Regions from separate parts of the Mus musculus genome. Here regions 2 and 3 are each linked to region 1. Evidence: chromatin loops called from intact Hi-C (ENCODE). Cell type or tissue: heart. All regions are shown on one strand.

Region 1 (8,000 bases):
ACTATTTTTTACAAAGAGCTGCCTCGGACTACTGAGATGTCTCCATCCCAGACTACTGCTGGCAGTCCCTGTCATTGCATGCTGTCCCTAGTATTTTATATTAAGAAATATTGTTTAGCTGAGCAGTGGAGGTACACGCCTTTAATCCCAGAACTTGGGAGGCAGATGCAGGATTTCCAAGTTCGCGGCCAGCCTGGTCTACAGAGTGAGTTCCAGGACAGCCCGGGCTATACAGAGAAACCCTGTCTTAAAGAAAAAAAAGAAAGAAAGAAAGAAAGAAAGAAAGAAAGAAAGAAAGAAAGAAAGAAAGAAAATACTGTTTAATTTTCTGCTACCAGAAGTGACTACAGCAAAGCTTCTAGGAGACTGAGTCCCTGCTGAGTTATCACCTAGTTACTGGCTACATGAGAAAGATGCCCAGAAGAAATTCAGGAGGCTGTGACAGAGTGATTGTGCACAAATATCCGTGGTGCCAGGGATGAAGACTTATCAACTTGAATATTGCCCTGAATCCTTCAGTAAATCTCCACTGAGAAAAAACTGGATCCTTGGGTTTAACCCAGAAAATATTTTCCAGAAAAAACAAAGTATGAAGTAGAGTTGGGGTTTCTTTTAAACAGGGCCAAGGAGATGGCTCAGGGGTTCAGGCAAATGCTGGTGACCTGAACTCAATCCCTGGAACCCACAGTTGCCCCCTGACCTCACAGTTGACCCCTGACCTTGACACTCACACCGTGGCACTTGCACATACATATGTAAACAAATGTAAAAATTTATCTGTGAATTTATTGAGAATTTTATAGATGTATACAATGAAGTATGATCCGATTTATCCCCGTTTGCTGCTCCAATTCTCCTCGTATTGCCTCAGCATGCCCTCCTCCCAGCTTCATGCCTTATTTTGTTTACAACCCACTAGGTCTAGCTAGGGCTGCTTATACACACACAGATATAGTGCAACCAACTATAGTAGTGGTTCTCAACCTTCCCAAAACTGCAACCCTTCAATGCAGTTCTCTTTGTGGTGACCCCAACTATAGAATTATTTTGTTACTACTTTATAACTGTAATTTTGATACTGTTATAGACTATAAATATCTGATATATAGGATATCTGATTTGTTACCCCTGTTGGGGTCTCAACCTACAGGTTGAGAACCCCTGCACTAGAGCATAGACAACTCCATATCTTCAAAAATGAAAGAGTTTTCCGTCCCCCCAAACCACTACTTATATCTACCCAGTAAGGAGTAGGACCTGAAGATCATTTAGCCTATCTATGCCAGGATTTGCCTATTCAGTAAAGGGTGGGACCCGAACATCATTTAACCTGTTTATTCAAGAATATAGCTACTCAGTATGGGGTGGGACCTCAGGGCTAGTTAGCAAGTATACACCAGGATATTGGTATCTTCTCTGACTAAAGGCTGACATTACTACAAGTCTATAAGTGTAAGCCTACATATTTAGAAGGCAGTTTGACAAAATGAGCTCAAGACAAGCCTAGGAGCACATAAGACCTTATCACAGACCAGAAGACATGGGAAGAGGAAAAAAAAGGAGGAGAATATGGAGGAACAATAGCAACCTCAGCCACAAAAAGGAAAGACAACAAGAAAGCTGAAGATGTCCATCTACCAGCCAGGGAGACTGTCTGTCCTCCAGATTTGTATCAACATCAACATAAATCTCTATTATTTAAACTACACAGTCTTTCATATCATGTCCACAGCAAACAGAACACTGAATGTTAAGTCTTTCAGGCTACTCTTCAACTAGAAAATTAAACAGTTCATCTCAGTAGCTATGGTACAGTAAACAATGCTATATACAGTGATTGGATATCATTTACATTTGTTGGGAAGCTAAGTTTCTGCCAGACTATGACTGGAAAATCACCAGCTTCTTGCCCATAAGCTCTCAGGAAGCAGTGCCTGCTTCACTGTTAGAGCAGAGCAGCTTCAGTTGCCTGAAACCCACATGAGAGATGGGAGTGGGAATGTGTCTTTACTGGTAAACTGTTTGTCTAGCAAGCAGGAAGCCCTGAGTTCAATCCTAACCCAAACCCTAGCACACCTAACCCTAACCCCAGGTCCAATCTGAAACCTAACCCAACACTTCTTCCTGGCAGATAGTCTCAGGGGCGTCCCATCTCTCGCCATGAGAAATAGAAGGATCAAATATTCAAGGTCACTCTGCTACATAGTAAGTTCATGGTCAACTTGGGATACAAAATACCCTGTCTCAAAACTATAAAATAAAATGAAGACGCCATGGAAACTCAAGATGGTCCTTACACGATTCCCCAGAAGCCCCTCTAATTCTCCAACATTGTGTTAAATTTAAATATTTTATTGGGAGGGTACTACACTGGTATGCCTTTTTGTAAGTCATCTATGCTTGAGGTAGGAGTTCCTAGTAATGAGGGTACCCGAGTCACGTGCTTCTATAAGAAACTATAATAAGCTCATTGTTTTACCAAGCTGGATTTGAATGAGATTTTTTTTTTTTTGAGGCAGGGTTACTCTGTGTAGCCTTGGCTGTCCTGGAACTCACTTTGTAGACCAGGCTGGCCTTGAACTCAGAAATCCACCTGCCTCTGCCTCCCAAGTGCTGGGATTAAAGGCGTGCACCATCACCGCCCGGCAAGATCCTTTCTTTAATCTGTCAATGTCCTCTATTTAGGGTTTATAAACATTTATTTACATCTCCCCAAAGAGGGAAAAGTCCTGTGAGAACTTATCTCCAGTCATGAAAACCAATTAAAAAAATATGGACTTAAATACCAAAGCTAGAACAAAGTTTCTGGAAGAAAACATTGACGAATAGCCTTTGGATAGACAAAAATTTCTTCATACTAAGACAATAAAAAAAAAAGTTTTCAGAAATTTACCAGGATGATGGGAAAATTGTTTTAAAATGATGTACTTAGTACCGCCACTTATTTGCGAATTAACAATAAAGGGTTTATTCTTTTTTTTTTTTTCAACATTCAATAAACGATGACGACACGCCCATCACTGTGCTAGCAACTGAGGGTACCATAGTGAAGACATGGGTCCTATTGGGCAAGAATAACGTGGTATCAACTGCTTCACGAGGTCAGCTCTTGACAGTCACCCACTTGGTTCTGGCCACAGCCCTTGTGATTCGGATCTGCAAATGAAACTCCAAACAGGTCGCAGTTCCGGCTCCAGCCAGGAGAGGGTGGCCTTGCCCGGGATCAAGCAGCGCTGTCAGCTTACGGGGTCACCTCTACGAGCGGAACCAACAGGCTGAGATACAGATTTCAGAGGGGCTGGTAACGGGTAAGCACCGGGCGGGCTCATTCGCCTGGCACCGAAGGAAGTAACAGAGCAAGAGAGAGCGGCGGCTTCCTGCTGGTGGCTCCGCCCCTCCGCTCCATTCTTTCCCGACCCTGGCTCTCACCCGTCTGTCGCCGGGTTCCCCGGGAGCCCGGGGCTCGATGGTACCGATGGAGACGCAACTGCAGAGCATTTTCGAGGAGGTGGTGGTGAGTGCCACTGTCCGTAAGCCAGAGCCATGGCTCCGGGAAGTGCAGGCTGCGTGCGGCTCCAGGCTGCGGGCCTGGGCCAGCTCCTTTCCCGCCCCTATGTTGACATAGGCGTCTGAACCGGGGTGGCGGTCCCCCCATCCCCGGACTGCTGCCAGATCTAAGAAAGTGCTGTTAGTTCCCGCCGCGGTCCCCATAAAAGTGTCGTGCTCTATCTGTATTGCCCGGGAATATTTCTCTCGGGGACATCTCCCACCCCGCCCCCTTTTAGTAGTCAGATCGTTTACTAGTTTTTGTTTGTTTGCAGAAAACAGAAATTATAGAAGAGGCCTTCCCAGGGTGAGTATGTGGCAGGCAGATCTTTGTGTGTGTGTGTGTGTTTTTTTAATTGTTGTTTGTAGATTTATCTTTGTTAGATTCCACTTAAGTTGGTTTTGAGGAGTTAAAAAAAATCTACCTTGCAGGATGTGTACCTGTTTAAAACTAGCAGCAGATAATGTGATTTTTGTTTTTTCAGAATGTTTATGGATACCCCCGAGGATGAAAAAACAAAACTAATTAGCTGCTTGGCGGCCTTCCGGCAGTTTTGGAGTGGACTTTCTCAGGTGAGACATTTCATGTTGAACATCCACTTAATGACGTTTGACGCCTTCCTTTTTACTTTTTACATCTTCTTTGATCTTTTTCTTAAGATCGTTTAGGAAAGGGAAAAATAAGACTGCTGTCATTTTATGTAAATGTACTTACTGGAGAACCTGTGTTAAAAGTTCAAGGTAATAAGATTGCAGTGGGAAATGTTTTAAAAATTTCCTTCTATGTTATATTATGTAAGGTAGTTTTTATCCTCTTTGTATAAATTGGCTTTGAATGGAAACAGATATGCTAAACTTTTCTCGTAAAAGAAAAATGTCACTATTCAAAAAATGGCCCAGTATTTATAAATATGTCCTCATAAAGACACTGTGATAGAGTCCCCACTAGAGTAGTATTTCTCATGATGCACTGTAGACAGAGAAGTGAGCCGCTGGGCTTTCTGTGCCTGTGAGCTAGTATAAAATTTGCCACCCAGTTATGGATCCTAAAGGCAATATGTTCATGTTTTAAACTTTCTATTTTCAACAGGTCATGCTTTGACGTGAACCTGAAATATATAAGGCAAGCGTGACCAAGCTCCACACGCTGGCCGTCTTCCTGATCTAGCTCAGCCACCTGCCCTTCCTGTCTGAAGCCAGCATCCTAGTTTGTGTTCCCAGAACTGTTTAGCTATAAGACTGTCTCTCTGTGTCCTGAGTTCTAGGATTATAAAGCCATCTTCGTTCTTTTCTCTTTAAACAGTGCTGGGGTGTGGGGGGTGAACACAGGGCCTCACACACTGGTCTCCGAACATGTGAACATGTGTCCACATGCTAGGCACACAGTCGTCTCTGAACTACATCCTCAGGCTCACAATTATTATTACTATTATTATTTTCTGCTTTTTGAGTTCGAGACCACGCTGGCCTCGAACTCAGAAATCCACCTGCCTCTGCCTCCCAAGTGCTGGGATTAAAGGCGTGCGCCACCACCGCCCGGCTCAGAATTATTTTTATAGAATCACCATATACCATAGGTATTGGTCAGCAGTTAGCTCTGTACTTCTCACCATTAATAATAAGTTCTAAAGGTATTTCAAGGAATTTTTTGAGTTACAGTTTCTTTCTTACTTCTTATAGCGGTGTAGCATATTGTTATGTGTCCTTACCACCTATATTTATTAACTACCTTCTTGCTTTCAAATTTTTCTTTCTTTTTTTCCAGATAGAGTTTTGTTATGTAGCCCAGGTTAGACTTGAACTTTTAGTCTGCCTTCCTCTGCTTCCTGGTGTCATAGGATAGACCACCATGCTTAGCTAGATGTTTCTCTTCACTTTTTACTTACTTTGGGTGTGAGTGTGTGTGTGTGTGTGTGTGTGTGTGTTCAAGACAGGGTTTCTCTATATAGCCCTGGCTGTCCTGGAACTTTGTTGAACAGGCTGGCCTCAAACTCAGAAATCCGCCTGCCTCTGCCTCTCAAGAGCTGGAATAAAAGGTGTGCGTCACCACCGCCGGCCCACTACTTTTTTTTTTTTTTTTCGAGACAGGCTTTCTCTGTATAGCCCTGGCTGTCCTGGAACTCACTTTATAGACCAGGCTGGCCTTAAAGTCAGAAATCTGCCTGTCTCTGCCTCCCAAGTGCTGGGATTAAAGGCGTGTGCCACCACTGCCCGGCCGGCCCACTACTTTTAAGTAGTGTTACAGTAAGTAGTACTATTGATCAGGCATAGGATTGAATATTGGGCATAATATTGGTATAAATCAAAAGCTTTTTTTTTTGTCTTAGTTATGGAGGGGAGGTGTATAACACACATGATATAATCTCAGTGTAACGCAGATTTGCCTGGGATTTGATCTGTAGTCCAGATTGGCCGTGAACTCATGACCCTCCTGTCTCTATGTCCTCAGTACTGAGATATACGCATTCATAATCACCCCAGCAATTTATAATTTTAAGGAAATTACCTAATTATTTCTTATAAGGGTTATCTAGTTTACATTATCAATACCAACAACCAATATAATTTCCTGAAGGCATATAATAAAATAGTAATACTTTCTTATCCTTGTGTATCAAGCACTGGGAAATTTTATCTTGGTAAAATTTACTTTTTATCTTTCAATATTTAGCACATTTTATGCATTTTTAATTTTAAAATATTTGTTGGTCTTTTTATTTTAACTTTGTGTGTGTGTATGTGTGTTTGTGTGTGTGTGTATGTGTGTGACAGTACTTGTGTACAGGTCAGAGGACAACTTACAAGAGAGAGTCTCTACTATACGGACCCTGGGAATCAAACTCAGCAAGTGCCATGCCTGCTGCACCCCTGTCAGGCACATGGAATTGCTAAAGTCATTTCCTAAGGATTTAGTGATTTATGCTGTGGCCTTTCAAGATGTTTATATAGTGAGAGAGAAAGATACAAATACAATTGGCAATTCTAAATCAGATGATGGGTGGTGATCATCTGGAGGAGCAAGGTGTGTAGATCCTCCCAGGATGCTCTGGAAGGCAGGCTTCAGTGTGAGCATGGCTTTGGTATCAAGAGTTAACGTAGGGAAACTAGAAGTTCGATTTTTCTTTGGATTATGGTGGGCTCTGATTTGGGTTCATGGGGATTGGAGTCATTTAAATATTCACAGTGAAATATTTCATTTACAGTATTGATAGATTTTCAGGTATAATATTAGCATTTGTGTTACTTAGAAATTATGACTTCAGGCCCAAAATAAAAGTGTCTTCTAATTTTTAGGAGTCTCATGAACAGTGTGTTCAGTGGATTGTTAAATTTATTCATGGCCAACACAGCCCCAAAAGAATTTCTTTCCTCTATGACTGCTTAGCAATGGCAGTTGAGACTGGTCTCCTTCCACCCAGGTATGTTTGGGTGGGGATGAACGGTGGAAAGACCTTTGGTTATAAAGTTGCGGACTTGCTTTGAGGTTGTTATACAGAGACAAGAGATGGGAAGGGGCATGGAGCTCATATGTCAGTTGACTCATGAGGCAGGGCTTTTGTTTTAAATTTGTTTTGTTTTTATGTATATGCACTGTTAGTGATTGCCATGTATGTAGTGTTCCTGAGGAGGCCAGGAGAGGGCGCTAGACTCCCTGAACTGGGGCTGACAGTACAACAGCATTGTGAGCTGTGAAGTGTGGGTCGTCTCCAGCCTAGTGCTTGTTTTGTTTTCATAGTGTTTCATAATTATAGTTAGTGTGGCGAAGACTGAAATCCTTGCAAAGCTTCCCACACTCAGTCTACTGGGAACCTGTATTGGGGCTTTCATCCAGGTGTCTACTGGTGACTACACTGGTGACTACGGTGTCATCCTGGGACCTGGCTTGCTCCCAGGCTGGTAGAATTCAAAAGTTTGTAATAAGAAGTATAGTCAAGTAGCTTCGAGTCTTTGCCATAGCCTTAAGCCTGCTCAGATAACACAGCCCATCCCTCTACCTCTCTGAGGCATGTGTATCAGTGCCATGCTTCACAGAAGTATATGGGACTGCACTGCAGTCATCTTGACAAGAGTACAGTCTGCCACCACCTAGTAGATGATAAACATTACCAACAGCTTATGAGAGTGCTTTTTTTTTCCCTAGTAAATATCATTTAGTTCTACTCAATGTTTGAGCTTTCTTCTAAGTAAGAATTAGGAAGTATTTCATATACCTGGAATACTTTAACAGTATAGATTTAGAAAGCATGTTTGGCATGGCACTTTAACAGTATAGATTTAGAAAGCATGTTTGGCATGGCACTTATAATACTCAGCATCTACAGGTCATAGCCGTAGAGAATCTTTAGGATTCTCTCTTGTAACTGAATGTTCTTCCCCTCTCTCCCCCCCAGGATGGTTTGTGAATCTTTGATAAACTCTGACTCTCTTGAATGGGAAAGAACACAGCTTTGGGC
Region 2 (8,000 bases), 74 kb before region 1:
TTTCTCTGGCACCTCTTCACTACTTACGGGATAAAGGGACCCGAGTGTTCGATTCATATTTAATTAATCAATTCTAACTTGACATTATTTAACAGATCTCGTCATTTAAGACTGCAGACAACTAAAGCAACAGAGTTCTTTTTGGTTAATGGTGTAACCAAAACAATTGATTTTTCAAAAGGCAGGGAAATCAGGTTGAAGAAACCACAAGGCTTTGCTCTGGAGGAAGAGTGTGAGCTTAGCTTTCTATCATGGCTCCTCTCCACCATCCCTTTCCTGGGCTCCAGAGCTCCACAAACCCCGCCTGTCCTTCCTCACTATCGATCGCCAACTTCTATGTCTCCTTGCTTGTCGCTGTTCTCTCCACGGCTTCCTCAAGTAGAGATGCCCTGCACCGAGTACCTGGTCCTTCCCTGTGTCTGTACTGAACCCCCAGCACAGAGCCTTGTCTGTGTCTATGCCTGAGACTTGAGCTTTCATTTCCAGCATAGGCTCTGAGCTGCCATTCGACATCTCTTGTTTCACATTTAATATACACTTCAGACTTGTGGGCCCAGCTATCCTCTGGCTTTCTCCTTCCAATTCACAGCAGCCGTAGTTGAACACCTTCGGGTAGCTTGCCAAGGCTCTTTTGTTCCCAAGAAAGGATGAACTGCAAACAAGGGCCTCTGAGTTGGCTATTTCTTCTGCATGGGACACTCATTCTTCCTCAAGATTGGAAAAATTAATTGTTGCACCTTCAAATCTCTGCTTAAATGTCACCCTGGAATTTCCAGTTCTTTCACACTAGTTAAACTTGCATAGCACCCTCAAAGGCACCTACCCCGAAGCCTCCCCAGCAGCTCCTTACACTGTCCTGCTTTTCCTCTGTGCCCCACAGCCCTCCTCTCCATGCCAAAGCATGTATGCCTGCTGCCGCACAGTCCTTTCCTCTCTCACTGTTGACTTGTTTCTGTTTAAAAGCTGCAGTAATTTACCTCCATGCTCTTGAACTCATTGTTGTAGCCATGTGTTCCTCCACCACAATTGGAACTCCCTTTGCTCCTGCAAAAAGACAGCATTGCTATACACTGGTCTGCACATGAGACGTGAGATGTTATTCTAAGTCAAGCTTTAGATTTAGATTATATACTGATATGTATATGTATATCTATTTACATGCTCAGATTCACAACCATTGATAAACAGAAAACCAAAGAGGAGGACAAAGAGAACGAGACCTTTAGCTTTTACAAGGAGAATTCAAAGATGGCAAAGAAAGAACACTAATGTGAACGATTCAAAGGTTTCACCTTCAGGGTAGGTGGAAACGGCTCAGCGGATAGAGGCACTTGCCACCTAGCCTGAACTCAGGTTAGTCACCAACTCCTGAAAACTGTCTTCTGCCTCCACAAACATGCCATGGCCTATGTGTCCATACACACATAGACAAAAACAAACAAAACATGAAATACAATAGACAGTTTGTAAGATTTCATCTTCAAACTCACTTTTGTCCATCAAGCTCAATATGATTGAGAATTCAGTAATTTAGTAATAAGGCTTTGGTACCTGGGGAAATAGTAATTCCTGATCTATAGCAGAGAAGTCTAGAAGAATAATAAAAAACCCATGATCAGGCTGGAGAGATGGCTCAAAGGTTAAGAGCACTGACTGCTCTTCCAGAGGTCCTGAGTTCAATTCCCAGCAACCACATGGTGGCTCACAACCATATGTAATGGGATCAGATGCCCTCTTCTAGTGTGTGTCTGAAGAGAGCAATAGTATAATGTACTCATATACATAAAATAAATAAATAAATAAATCTTTTTAAAAAGTATTTATTTTATGTATGTGAGTACACTCTAGCTGTACAGATGGTTGTGAGCCATCATGTAGTTGCTGGGAATTGAACTCAGGACTTCTGCTAACTCCAACACTGCTCACTCTGGGCCCTGTTTGCTCTGGCCCAAAGATTTATTTATTGTTATTATGTAAGTATACGCACGCACACACACACACACACACACACACACACATATATATAATATATAATACATATATGTCGCATAACTAATATCATCATCCCCGAACTCCACCACTTCCCTGTGACTGCCATAACACTGAATACACTCTTCAGAGAGCAGTTTCTGTCATGATTTCAAGGCAGTAGAACCCACGAGTGATGACTGGGGCCTGCTCCTCCCATCCCGGAATCTCTTCTCTACCCTTACGTGCTTTGCAACTGTGCAGAGCTAAAGAAGCCCATCTTATATTACACAGGGCTCTTAGCAAGAGACATTTCCCAGCAAAGAAAGTGAGCCCACTACTTCTTACTTAGCTAGCAGGACTTGATTTCTACTCCTGGAGCCTTGTATAGTTGTGCCCCACTGCCCATGGTCGATCTTCTGGGCACAACACTCCTCGGAGCCCTCCCTGAATCTTCTGAACCCACGTAAAGAGCCATGCTCCCAGAAGTGTTCCCTGACGACACTTGTGTGACCCATCATTTTTGTATCCTTGAATCCTGTACTTGGGTCTAACAGCAGTTATGCTAATTTTACCTGCCTCGTCACACACCTCAGGTGAGTGCTTACATACCCCTGTTTATCATTTCTAGTTCTTAGACAGGTACCGGTGGGTACTTGACAGCTACCATTGTAACAGAAAAAAAGCTGACACTCGTGCTCCCCAAAAGTCGCTTTAAAAAGTCCTCAGTTACTGTTGTAGAAATAATTTATTTATCACAATGTAGGGGTTCTCCCCTGCCTCTGATCATTCAGTTCCTGGATAAAAAAACCACACAACTGGATGAAAGGCAACCTATGTCCAAATGCATTGCACACCGCACACACACAGTCAATTACAAAGTTTACTAAACAAAGGAAAAGCACTTGATAGGCAAAAGATTAGGTTTTTTTTTTTCCCAACACGAATATTACCAATAAAGAAGTGCTGAGTTAGCAGGAAGAAGCCAAAGAAATGTCAGGGTCAGAGAAGTTCACCCCTAACAACAGGGGATTCGGGGGTGGGGTGGGGGAGAGCTTAAGGAGCTCTCAGCCAGAGGTGTCTGCTGGGAGCCTATGGGGAGACACAAACCTGAAAGCCAGCCATTGCCGATCCACCATGAGATGAGCTTTGTCAATTCTGACATTTTTGGCGTAGTGCAGTCGTTTCGGCAAATCAGGGGTCAAGTAGGGTTTAAAGTGTTGGTCAGGTTTTCGACACTGAAAAAAAACATACAAGCATTTCTCCCACGGCACATCAAATACGCAGACTGCCTTTTAATATTTCAACATAAGGCAAGCACTTAAGCAAGTGTTAGAAGTAAGTGGACTCGGGCAGGAGCAGTGAAGGCTCAGCGGTGACGCGCACTGGCTGTGCCTGCCAAGGACCTGGGTTCAGTTCCCAGCTCCCGCATGGTGGCTCACAACCACCTATAACTCCATTCCAGGGGATCCCATACCCTCTTGTGGCTTCCTCAGGATCCTGCAAGCGCATGCGCAATCAACCCATTCAGGAACACATGCACATTAATTAAAAATAAGTCAATAAAATTTCAAAATAAGTAGCTTTAAGATTAGCTAATTAACTAGCAGTATTACCCTATTATCCACATGACCAAATATAGTAATCATAGTTATCATTACTACAGTCATTATGACAAAACTTAAATATTGATTGTTTGAGGTCTCTTTTATGTTTGTATTCATGGGTATTTATCTGAAATCTCCACAAATTTCTCCTCCCTTTTTTTAACTGGAAAATGAGGTATGTAGATTTAAAGTGAGATTTATATATTTTAGTAGACATATAAAATAGATTTATATATGTTAGTAGATATGGACACATATACAAATTAGTTTAATTATACCAAAAATTTAATCAAAAAGGTTGTCTAACCTTAAGCAGATTGAGTATATATATATATATATATATATATATATATATTCCTCTATTTGTGAAGAGTTCATGGATTCATCAAAAATAAGTAAAATTTTATGCAAAAAATTTCAATAATTGCTATTTTAAAACTTTAAAAGTGAAAACCACACTAGTATCTATTCGTGTAAAATAAAAATGAAGAGATGAGGAATAGTTACAAAGGAACTTTCATAAACTCAGGAGAAATAAAACGGGAGAAAATAAACATAAGCGAGAATGTGAGAACATGAAAATTCCTCTCAGTTTTGTTCTCACAGACGTCAAGCCCTAATACCCCATCTTTATGAGCATGCTTGTGTCACTATTCCCTGGTTGGTAGTGTGCAGAGAAAAATGAGGAACTTTGAGGTTTAACATAGAAACAAACTTTAAAAGAAATATCAGAATGGGAGAGTGAGGAGAAATCATCGACGAAAGAGGAGAGGAAGTGTCTATGGAACACTTCTGCCACTTTTTATTCACGCGTTTCCTCCGTGTGCAGCTGAGGCAGATCAAGAGAACCCTGGGATTAGCGTGCCTGCTTCAGAGGAAGCAAGGGCTTATTGTGTTTGAGACTTTGGTGCGAAGCCATCAGATCTAAGGTTTAAATGTGTCTCTCATCATCGTTAGCATTCTGTGGAGGCTCCAGTCCAATTCTGGCTGAGACTGCACTACTACATTTTCCCAGGGAATAGGGACCACTTGGAGAAAGCAGTCCTTTCTTCGTTCCCAGGCTGTGCAGCTCCACCCTCAGCCTGAAACGCAGCCTGCAGTGTGATGCTGTGGACAGGGAGTCTTGGCCAAAAGAACTTCAGCTGCGTACAACTCTTTAAGTGATGGAACACAGACAGTAAGTGGATTTTTGAGAGTCCAGGTGAAATTTTTTAGTGTGCCTCCCTGTGTGAACACAGCACGCATGCAGTTCACCAGTTCACCAGTAGGGGGAGAGGTTGCTTACACGTGAAGGATTTCAGTGCTAGCATCTCATTGAATTTACAATAGGTTCCGGGTGACATTGACCACTGTGTTTCTTTATCCTGATAGTTTGCTCCATCTTCCAGGGTTTGTTTTTTTTTCTGACTTCTGGCCACCCATACTTACAACAATTTAGTGTCATTCCTAGCAATAATAAACTCATAAATTCTAAGCAATAGGAATATATTTGCCACTGTACTTTAAATACAATATTAATACATTAATAGATCTTAAACATAGAAATATGTCGTAAAATGTTCTAAAATGGACTTACACTGAGGTTCCTGACAATCTCTTCAGAATTAACTGTTTCAAAACAAAAAGACAAATCACATTACACATAAATCACACCAAAAAAAAAAGTGCATAGTTATAGCAGCTTTGACCCACACGTTTATTTACCAATAATTGTCATCTTGAATAATTGAATAAAAATTATTTAAGTCAGGAAATTACTTTAGAATTAGAGCCTGGAATACAGTATAGTTTTTGCCCAGCAGTTTGAGAGAGCAGCACAGAGCATGTATTCTGAAACTCGGGATGTCTCAAGAGCTTCTGTGTGGTTTCTCCAAAAAGCCAAAAAGGAGGCTATGGTCTCAACATGCTCTCGGAATGTGGTAGCATCGGCTACTTTTTCAACGTTTCCTCCTTTCTCCTTCATACTTACATGTAAAGAAGTCCTGAGGTATATTACGAGTCCTGATTCGAGGAGCAGGTCCTTGATACATATAGAAGTTTATTTTAGGAAAATAATCTGTCATGTATTCCACTCTATCACAGGAGGTCTGGTCCATTCCTGAATAAAAATAAAATAAAATAAAATAAAGTAAAAACCTCGTTGGATGTAGATAAAGGATAACATTTGGTATTGTCAGATATTTTATGTTACACATCTCAGACACAGGCAAACTGAAAATCCATACAATTTAATTCATTATTATTATTATTATTCTTTAAATGGTAGAACTTGAAAATGGAGGTAGTGGATGAGAAGAGCCATGTTCATGGAGTGAGACTCAGCAGGGAGCACAGATGATCATTCATTTAATACCAATAAATTAAAGGATCCGAAACAGCAGGCAAAGATATAGGAAATCATTTTAAAGACTTTACACACATAAGGCAGTGGGAATCGATGGGGCAAGGTTCATGTGTGTGAATGCACGGCCTGCCTGCAGGAAGGGGGTGTGCCTTACTGCACTATTTAGTACAAGAGTTCACCTCGAGCTGGGAAACAAGAGGCTAGGGGGCTTCTGTAGACAAGAACGATGCTAAGCGCACACCTGTCCACAGGAGCTTGGTAAGGCTCGCACATGCAGGGAAGTGCAGTTGCCCGAAAGAAAGCACAGCCAACTGCTGCAAAGAAGTCACTGCTGAAAGGCAGCCTGAAGAAGCACTTTGAAGCCCCAGTGGACCACATTTTTGTGAGCTACTATTAACTATTTCACAGGAAAAAAAAAAAGCACGTGGACAGATATTCAGGACTATTAAATAATTAAAGTGGAAACTTTAGACCCCCCCCCCATTATCTAACACAAAATCCATTCTTTGTGTCTTCAGTAGCATCTATATCTAGACATTCAGATATTTAAAATAGCACTGCTACTTTTGCATTATCTTTGGAGGGAAAATAGAATCGATGATTAAAATGTAGTTTTAAAAACCCACCGTACCATGATCAGCCAGAACGATTATATTGACACAGTTGTGTAAATTCCTCTGTTTCAGACCCTCCATCAACATTCCAAAGGCATTGTCAACTGACTGCAAGGCTTTAATTACCTAAGAGAGAAGGAACTGAGGGTTAAAACTGTCATTTCAGGTTGTTTAAGCTCACTGAATAATTACCCAATCAGGCAAAAAAACAAAAACAAACAAACAAACAAACAAAACAAAACAAACAAAAAAAAACCAAACAAAGAAAAAACATTTTCAGATAGCTTGTTAACATTAACAAAGAAAATCAAATTGTAAAGTCAACCATTCATACTACACAGCCATGGTTTTGTATGTAAGCATCTCACCCTTTCTGGGTAAAAACAAGAGCACAGGAAGCTAACAGAGATATATCAAGTTATATAAACAATGCTTGTCTCTGACTAGTGAATTGGGGTTCATTTCCATTTAACTGTTTATAAGTCTCTGTGTTTCATGATTTTTCTCTACTTTATCAATATTATACATTGAAATGACCTAAAGTTTGCTGAAATTTCAAAGTTGTAGTTTTTCAGGGTGTTCTTAGTGACATGGTGAATATCACAGTCAAGGGTTAGAGCAATGTGTTGTCTCTCTTACTGTTACTGCAACTATTTGTTATCTTTGTTTTCTTCTTTAGAGGCAGAATTTTACAAATCAGGTAGAACTAAAGACATCAGTGTATTATCATATGAAATCTTCAGAGAACCCAGTCCTGGGTGTGGCTTGTGCAGTTGGAATGTCCTCTTGTAAAGGCTTAGCAAGCCAAGGGCCCCACACTTACTTACTAAGAGACAAAGAATGGAACCCAACCCATGACCTTTCTTAGACTAATCTATCACTAAGTCCAAGACTCTCACCTGACTCTTGGTCTCAGAGTGTTACAGTCGAGTCTGTCCACCCTGTCGTATGTACCAGTGTCCCATTCCCCATCGCCATTCTATCCTACCCTCCCAAGCACACCAAGAGTCAGTTCTGCTCTTCTCTTCCCCCAGCACCTGATACCTTGCAGCCACTGGACATCCCGTGGTGAGAACCATATGTCCTAACTCACCACACTGCTAACCAGCCTTGGCATCTTTTAGGAGTTTATAGTCCACGGAAGGAGAAAGCAAGCAGCATTGGGAATGATACTATGAAAAGGATAGAGTAGTTATGGTATGGTTTGGATGGAGAAAGCTCAGCTTCTCTTTGCACTGCAGACAGACACAGGGCACTGGGAGCTTCCAAGGATCCTGCTGCCTGGAAGCTCTACACAGGAATACTTTCCCAAAGGCCCACCATTCCCTCAGATGAAACCTTCCTCCCTATGATTCTCTACAGTGGTGCTCTCCCAGGCTCTGAGCATTGTCAGCACTGAAGCCCGTCTGTGTCTAATGTGCTTTCCAGGATGACTTGGTCCCCTCCTGACTTTGTATTCTACTGAAG
Region 3 (8,000 bases), 240 kb before region 1:
GGGTGTGTTTGTGGAATTCTGTAAGCGTAGAATACAAAGTTTAGTGACTATTTGAACTGGGCTGAGGCTGGTAAGACTATAAAGCAGCGGCCCATAAGGACTCTTAAGCGCTGGAGCAAAGGAGCCGCCCCGCTTCCCGCTTCCCAGTCTGCCTAGCCCAGCGGGGGCTGCCCCCATTCCTATAGCCCAGGGACCCAGCTTGCAATTGGTAGTGTCAGACGTGGCATGTAGCTTTGCCTTGGTTGTGAGATGATTTCATGGGGGGGGGGGGGGGAATTCCTTGGAGGCTCAGAGCAACTGGCCCAAACTCTCCTCCAGTTGGAGGCTCGAGCGCCCTCAGAAAGGACCCTGGCCGATGTCCCCGCAGAGCTGAGGTGCTGTTGTCAGGGCTAACTTGAAATCTCTTCCCGTGGTGCCCATCCTCTGACTCTATAGCACCAGCTTGGACAGGTTGAGGTCTCTGTGGCTTTGTTGAGGCTGCTTAAGCATTCTCACCACCATGTCCCTCTTCTGCATTAGCACTGCCTCCTGCTGCAATAATTTAATAAAGTCTTTGTAGTCACTCAGTCAAAAATAAAAAATAAAAATAAAAAACATAATGCTTCGTACAACTGCTAAAAAAAAAATGAGAACTTGGGTATATATTAAAGATAAATGTGCTGAAAACTCCAGACACTCGTAAAAGAAAGACTGGATCAGTTGTAATCACAGACTGATCGACAGAGTAAAAATTTTACCTCTCCCCTAACTGACACCCATGTCACTGCACTGGTGTAATTCTTTCTGTGGCGCTAGAGCAGTGATCTCAACTTTCCTCGGGCTGCAATCAGTTAACACAGTCCCTCATGCGGTGGCGACCTCCAACCTTCACAATCCATAACAATTTGCTACTGTTATGAATCTTAATGTAAATATTTGATATGTGACCGTGCCAAGGGTTGTAGCCCACCGGTTGAGAACCACTTCTCCAGCGACTTATTTTGTTTGTTGGTGGGCTCACTGGGGTTTGGGTATGTAAACAATTGTGACACCTATAAACTTAGTCTCATTTCTCCTTTCTGAGCCTGTATTATTTTATTTCCGTTTTCCTTATTCTACTGGCTCGGGCATATCGCACCATGTTTGAAGTGGCAGAGAGTTATCGGGACATAGACACTTTGCCTTGTTCCAGCTATAACCAGAATAGAAACCCCTGCTGCCCCTCGGTATGGGTGCCAACGAGCAGACAGGATCAGTGCTTCCCTCAGAGGGCTGGCAACCTGGTGGAGAAGCATGACTTTCTCCAGTAACAAGTTTTATAAGAAACCAGAACACCGACCATTCAGTCCTGCCTCTCTGGTCACGTTGCTCCTCTTGTCTTTGGATTCGTCATGCTGGTGGGTTTGTCCTTATTTCCTCTTGCCCGCCCTCCTTGTTATCACCCTTCCCTGTGTAGGGAGTTTTATACACCCAGGCCAGCCTTTGAGTCACCATTCTTCCCAACCATTATCTGAGTTACCTTTAGGTTAAAGATTAACTCCCGTCAGTTAACAATGTGCGCTTTCTGGGCAGCACACAGTGTGTGCGTCCAGATTCCTGCATACAGTGAGAAGTACAAATGGCCTCTCATGACTCAAGAGAGACAAGAGCCTCTATCCTTTTCAACAGTATGAAGTACAAGTGTGCTCATTTAGAGCTTAAAGTGTCCCCATCTGTCCCCTTCACTATCAAGGCTCAGCAGGATGTGTGCTTTGAGAAAGCCATCAGTGTCTTGGAGTCTGTGCAGATCGATAAAACAAAAGCATCCAAAACAGATATAAAAATGAATCGGCAAGCTTGGGAGGATTCACCCTCCTTGATTTTAACACTCAACATGAATGGAGGATATCCACAGCAGGACAGACAGATAAACAGACTGAGGAGTCAGAATAGATACTCCAATGTGAGTCCACAGAAATACACCCAGCTCTTCCTGACAAGGGCCTACAAGCAAGTCAGTACAAAGAGAACGCCATTTCGCCATGCAGTGGTCGAGTTATTAAGGGAGGAGTATGAACCTCAATCTAAACCTTACAGATGGTTCAAAATCTGACCCCAAACTGTAAAAGTTTTAGAAGATATTATAGATAAAAATCTTCAGGATCTAGACTTGATGAAAAATTATCTCATTGACTCAACATTATAATTCGTAGGAGAAAAAAATTAAAATAAAACCAAGTTAAAATTAACTAAAGTTTAAAGTATTTGTGATGGAAAAGATCCTATTATAAGAGTCTGAAAAAGAAGGCACATGGTGTGAGAATATATCTGCAACTACTGCAGCGCCGGATCTAGAATTTGAAAAAAAAAATCAGCATGTAACAAAAAAATTAAGTAATTTCCAGGAAGTATGCAAAAGATATAATAAGATATTTTTAAAAGAAGAATTTACAAATGGTAAATAGTCCCATTGAAATATATTCAACACCCGTAGGAAACTGTACAAATTTTGACTGCTATAAGATATCTATAAAAGCAAATGTGAAAAATACGTGGATTTAGAACAAGTGACCATATAAAGTATTACAGCTGCTGTGGGGAATAAAGACCCAGATACGCACTTACTGCGTAACAAAGCAACTCTCTTCATGGTCACTAAACACACAGAAATAAAAACATTTTGTTCACACAAAACCTGGGAACCCCATAGTTGTTCTATATGAAACAGATTAAAAACTAGAAATCTTCCACAAAATGCCCATCCGAGGGGAATGAGTAACCCGAGTTGTACATCACGTCAAGGACCTTATTTGCTGATATAAAGTAACATAAAGGGACTGGGCACAGGAAGGTGTGCCAAGTGGGGAACGCTTTCAAAAGGTTGCATTGTGTGTCTCTATGTACGTGGTGAGAGTTAGTGAAGGCTGGTGCGTTCATTTTAGTAAACAAAGGAATGGATGAGTGATTTCAGGGATGGGTGTAGGAGTTTGATGCTTATACGCAGAACATTTTGGTGAATGAAAATTCTTATCGTTTAGTAACAGGACAACTTACTGAAAGCGGTCTTGCTCCTACGATCCTTTTTCTTTAAGCAGAACAATTCCAAGACTGGCCAGCAGGGGGCGAACAATTCCTCAGCGCAGAGCGACCGCTGTTTAGTTTTTTCTGCAGCTCACATTCATTCTGCCCTGATGCTCTTACATGGGGGCGGTTTTTTACATTTCTTGTGATTTGTTTGTTTGTTTGTTTCATATTAGTAACAATCAAGCGTGTTTTCCATCTGTACCCAGGACTTAACATCCGTCATAGCAACGCAACCTTCCACATTCACTGTGATTTTTTTTAAGTGATGGTTTATAAATCAAAACATAAAATTCTAATTTTAACTAATTTGAAGCAAATTACATTTCAGTAGCATTAAATATATTATCATTGTTTAGGACAAGATATCAAAAAAAATTTCATCCTAGGCTGGGCATGGTGGCTCATACCTCTGATCAGAGCACTCACGAGGCAAGGATCTCTGTGAGTTCGAGGCCAGTCTTGTCTACAGCGTGAGTTCCAGGACATCTAGGCCTACATAGAGAACCCTGTCTCAAAAACAGAACAATGCTTTCATCCTATAAAGCACTGAATGACTGTTTATGCCCCGCCCCCTTTCCCTAACTCCAGGCAAACTCCATGCTACTGTCTGTGTCTGCAAATGTGACTTATTTAGATTCTCTCATCTGAGTATTCGGACCCACACCTTCCAAGTCTATCCAAGCAGGAACATGTAGGAGAAGGGCATCTCACTGTGTGTGTCCACGCGCCACCTTCTGTTCACGTATCAGTGGCTGCGATGAGTCCTGCTGCTGTCTATAGAGGAATATGGAATCAGCACACATACCGAAATGGCTTGGGTCTCTTTAAGGAACAAATACATGTACAGAAGCAGAGCCAGACCTGCTCGTTGTTATATCTGTGTGCTTCTCCAAATGCCAACTAGCCTAGGAATTACACCGAATCTACTTGAAAGATCTGCATGACGGACTCTGGCGGTGATGGGCAGCACCTGCCAACGCTGCGTGCTGGGTTTTAAGGTCACGATGTCGTAAAACTGTGGCAACTGACTCTGACTATAGGAGACTATAGTTAGTCTCCTTCACACAACTCAAGGGTTAGAGGGCAGAATACTTCCAAAGGGGCAGATTGTCTTACAAGGAAAAGGTGGGCACAAGAATGACGTAAACCACCACCACCCCTCTGGAGAAACCACATCAAAAGCTTCCGAAATACAGACGAGGCTCCAACTTATCTTGCCAATCTTCTTATAGAAGAAGAAAAGTATTCAGAGAGCATGAGGGGTGGTGGGTGTCCTACATGGGGATGGTAGGAGGGAGCGATGAAAAGGGAGAAAATTATGTAATTATATTTTAATTTCAAAAGATAAAAATTAAAGGGGGCTGGAGAGATGGCTCAGCTGTTAAGAGCACTAACTACTCTTCCAAAGGTCCTGAGTACAAATCCCAGCAACCACATGGTGGCTCACAACCACCCATAATGAGATCTGACTCCCTCTTCTGGTGTGTCTGAAGACAGCTACAGTATACTGACATATAATAATAAATAAATCTCTTTTTTAAAAAAAAAGTAAAAAGAGGGCTGGTGAGATGGTTAAGAGCACTGACTGCTCTTCTGGAGGTCATGAGTTCAAATTCTAGCAACCACATGGTGGCTCACAACCCCCTGTAATGAGAAACAAATAGAAACCTTTGGGTCTGGGGAGGGAGTGGGGAAGGGCGGAGCGAGGGGGAGGGGCAGAGCGAGTGAGGGGGGTGGGAGGGAATGGGGGCCAGAGCAAGAGGGAGAAGGGAAAGAGAGAAAAAGAAAAAGAGAAAGAAGCCGGGCGTGGTGGCGCACGCCTTTAATCCCAGCACTTGGGAGGCAGAGACAGGCGGATTTCTGAGTTCGAGGCCAGCCTGGTCTACAAAGTGAGTTCCAGGACAGCCAAGACTATACAGAGAAACCCTGTCTCGAAAAACCAAAAAAAAAAAAAAAAAAAAAAAGAAAAAGAGAAAGAAACAGGCTGTGGATTGTCACTCATCCATCCCCTCTTCTGACAGGTATGTGATAGAAATTGGTTATCTGATCTCACTAAGGCTACACAAGTCTCCGTTCTATTTTTTTGTCCCTGTTCTTTCTTTCTTCGGATAGGAGCATTTCTGGGTTAAAAACTTTGAGATGGGTGAGTGGCCCCATCCCTCAACCAGTGGCCATGCCTATCTACTGGAGGTGGTCTCCACAGGTTCTATCTCCCCCTTCTCTGCACATTTTGGCTAAAGTTATCCCCATTGGGTCCTGGTGGCTTCATGTTTCCCTGGTGTCTGGGACCCTCCAGTGGCTATCCCCAGTTCCTCATCCCCCCTGCTGTAGATTTTTGTTTGATTTCCTGACCCTCTGTACCTCTCTCAAATCTCCTCCAGTTCCTGATACTGTCGCCCTTATTTCCTTCCCCTCCTTTCTTCCTTCCCAGCCTCTCTCTTATTTGTGTTTTGAAACAAATTGTCAGCTCACCCTCAGAAAGCATCCAGCAGTTTGTGTAACAATCCCCAGGCTATGCCTGTTCAGGGTCCCACCTCCCTTGCCATGACTGAAACTTTACATTTTGCGTCTATTCTCGAGTGCCAAGCACAGAAAAATAGTTTTGTATTTTAAATGTGACTTCATAAATGAGTGAAAAGATTTTCCTGTGTTTGTTGACGTTTCTGTTTCCCATGAATATCATAGACCACATGTTCACTCCTCCGTCGAGAAGTAAAGTCTTTCTCGATCCATTCTGCTCTTTCTTTAGAGTGATTTTTCTGCTCCCGGTGCACCAAGAGCACATTCACTTCAAGATCTCTTCTGGGGATCTGAGGAGATGTCTCAGTAGGTAGATGCACTTGCTGTGAACACTGAAGGCCTTAGTTCAAATCACTAAAGCCTATGTAAAAATCCAGGCGCGTCCTTTTAATCCCCCACTGGCAGACAGGGAAAGCAGGTTACTGGGGATCACTGGCTGTCAACCTAGCTCTTAATAAAGTGAGAGAATCTTTCTTAAAGGACTGGGGACTGGAGCATCTTACATACATCACACATGCACACATGTGCACACACACTAAAATAAAATCGAAAATAAATTTACTTAGAAGGCATTATTCTGGTTTAGACGGAAACTTTGATGAGTGAACTTTAACGTGATAAATGTGATTTTAAGCAAACACTATGACATCTTGTTTAGAGGCTAAAGTTCCTCGCCATGGTTAGAATGAGAGTGTTCCAGTTACAGACTTATCAGGGAAGTCGTTTAGCACAAAAGCTTGTTTGGGTTTTTTTGTTGTTGTTGTTGGGGGGGGGGGGTTCGAGACAGGGTTTCTCTGTATAGCCCTGGCTGTCCTGGAGCTCACTTTGTAGACCAGGTTGGCCTCGAACTCAGAAACCCACCTGCCTCTGCCTCCCAGGGGTGCTAGGATTAAAGGCGTGCGCCACCACGCCCCGCTAGCACAAACATTTTAAAGGAAAGAAGCCGCCTGGCCTGCTGCGAGTGGGTGTAATAGGAGTTGTCAGCTGCACCATCACGTGATTCATCTCGAAGAAGCCTTTTGGTTCTGTCAGCTTTTCATGGGACAGCGACGGATAGGATGATTGTGGCGACACAGCACTGTTAGTTCTCTGAACCTGAGCCTAGTTTCATCCCATGACCTTGGATTTCACAGACAGGAAGTAGTGGGGAAATATTTCTCCTCCCTGGGAAGATACCCAGAAGCAGATGACAGCTGGCTTGTCCCAGCTGCTGTCTGGTTGCTGCTAGCTCTTTGCCTCTTTCCAGAAGGTCTGGTGTGACTCGGTGGGTGTGATAACCCAGGCACTTGCACACACGGCCACCTTTGTCAAGTGTGTGCAACTCTGCCAGCAGTGTGCTGCAGCTCTGTGGTGTGCTTTGTGTGAGAAGGCAAAGCCCAGTAAAGGCTTTTTTCCCTCCTCCATCAGAGGGCAGCAGGCTTTCTCCAGGGTGGAGTCACGGAACCAATTGTAAAAGGCCCTTGAAAGGCAACTTTACTCTTTTTAACTTAAAAAATATTCTGATTGTGCACCAGTACAGTATCTATAAATAAACTTCTTTTTAAAAGTAACCCACTAAAGCTGGAGCCGTGGAAGGCTTGCTTTTGAAATCCCAGCACATGGGAGGTAGAAGGGTCCTGAGTTTCTTCAGAGGAAATGAGGGCAGCCTGGGCTACAAGAGACCTTGACTCAAAAAAAAAAAAATAGTCAGAATTAAATGAATACAGAAATTGAAAATACCAACCGTATTTCCCGTGCAATTGTGCCCTAACCTTCCTGCAATGTGTGTGCCCTCAAGTGGATGTTTTGGTAGGAATGACCCAATGTTATCTGCTCACTGGGCATGCTTTGAAGGTCTGTCCTAGACAGAAATGGATGTAAAGTTTGTTTCTGCTTTTAGTAACTTGTGACTTTGGCAACATGACAATAAATATCTGAAAAATTATATGTCAATGTGAAAACATGCTTGTAACCACTGGGAAAAGTTTGCTGCACTACTGACCTACAGTCCCCGTGAAACAGAACACTTGCAGACCATAAACCTTATCAGCTCCGGGAACCAGTTCAAAGGCTATAGTCATATCAGGCTCAGCATAGAGTCCAGGCAGGGAAGTGTCTGTGGCCGGTCTGTCCTCGTCAGCATCTGTTGTCTTAGGAAGTTTGTGGTGATGACGTTCTCTTTAAGAAGAGATCATGGCAGATCCCTGGGCCCCTGTAGGAGCTAATAATCTTTTACACTGATAACCACATCACCCCGTGGTTTGTATGTGATGTCTTCCCCATAGGCTTGTATTTGAACACGTGGCCCCACCTCACGGTGCTGTTTGGGAAAGTCATGAAGCCTGCAGGAGAGACTGCGCTTGAACAGGGGGAAACATGGGGGCGGGCCTTGAGGTTTTGTAGCCTGATCCCTACTTCCTGTTTTCTCTCTCCTTCCTTACCGCCAGTGACAGCCTTCT

The links. A loop is a pair of places that touch in the nucleus more often than their neighbours do. Peaks named below come from ENCODE experiments on the same cell type or tissue, not always from the same donor. Only the 100,000 strongest peaks of a DNase experiment are listed, where the experiment ranks them.
Region 2: it touches region 1 in a loop (6-fold over the local background); 6 of 42 quality-filtered maps call a loop at or near these places.
Region 3: it touches region 1 in a loop (2.7-fold over the local background); 3 of 42 quality-filtered maps call a loop at or near these places.

The regions. Positions count from the first base shown.
Region 1 is chr10:24,866,633-24,874,632 of GRCm38, forward strand. It overlaps Med23 (mediator complex subunit 23), which reads left to right and starts at 3,354. Exons shown (of 30, transcript NM_001166416.1): 1 at 3,354-3,514; 2 at 3,822-3,853; 3 at 4,032-4,119; 4 at 6,841-6,965; 5 at 7,938-8,000. The coding sequence starts at 3,467. In heart, CTCF peaks have their summits at 3,206 (motif pointing right) and 7,182 (motif pointing right); a DNase peak (open chromatin) is centred at 3,289; H3K4me3 peaks cover 1,368 bases; H3K27ac peaks cover 887 bases.
Region 2 is chr10:24,792,608-24,800,607 of GRCm38, forward strand. It overlaps Enpp3 (ectonucleotide pyrophosphatase/phosphodiesterase 3), which reads right to left. Exons shown (of 25, transcript NM_134005.2): 12 at 6,551-6,659; 13 at 5,545-5,673; 14 at 5,152-5,183; 15 at 3,079-3,206; 16 at 978-1,044. Among named protein-coding and RNA genes, the nearest start is that of Enpp3, 40 kb to the right of the region's middle. In heart, a CTCF peak has its summit at 4,836 (motif pointing right); no DNase peak of the experiment used is centred here.
Region 3 is chr10:24,627,791-24,635,790 of GRCm38, forward strand. No RefSeq gene overlaps it. Among named protein-coding and RNA genes, the nearest start is that of Gm15270, 36 kb to the left of the region's middle. In heart, CTCF peaks have their summits at 3,059 (motif pointing right) and 6,975 (motif pointing right); DNase peaks (open chromatin) are centred at 6,741 and 7,951; H3K27ac peaks cover 507 bases; H3K27me3 peaks cover 199 bases.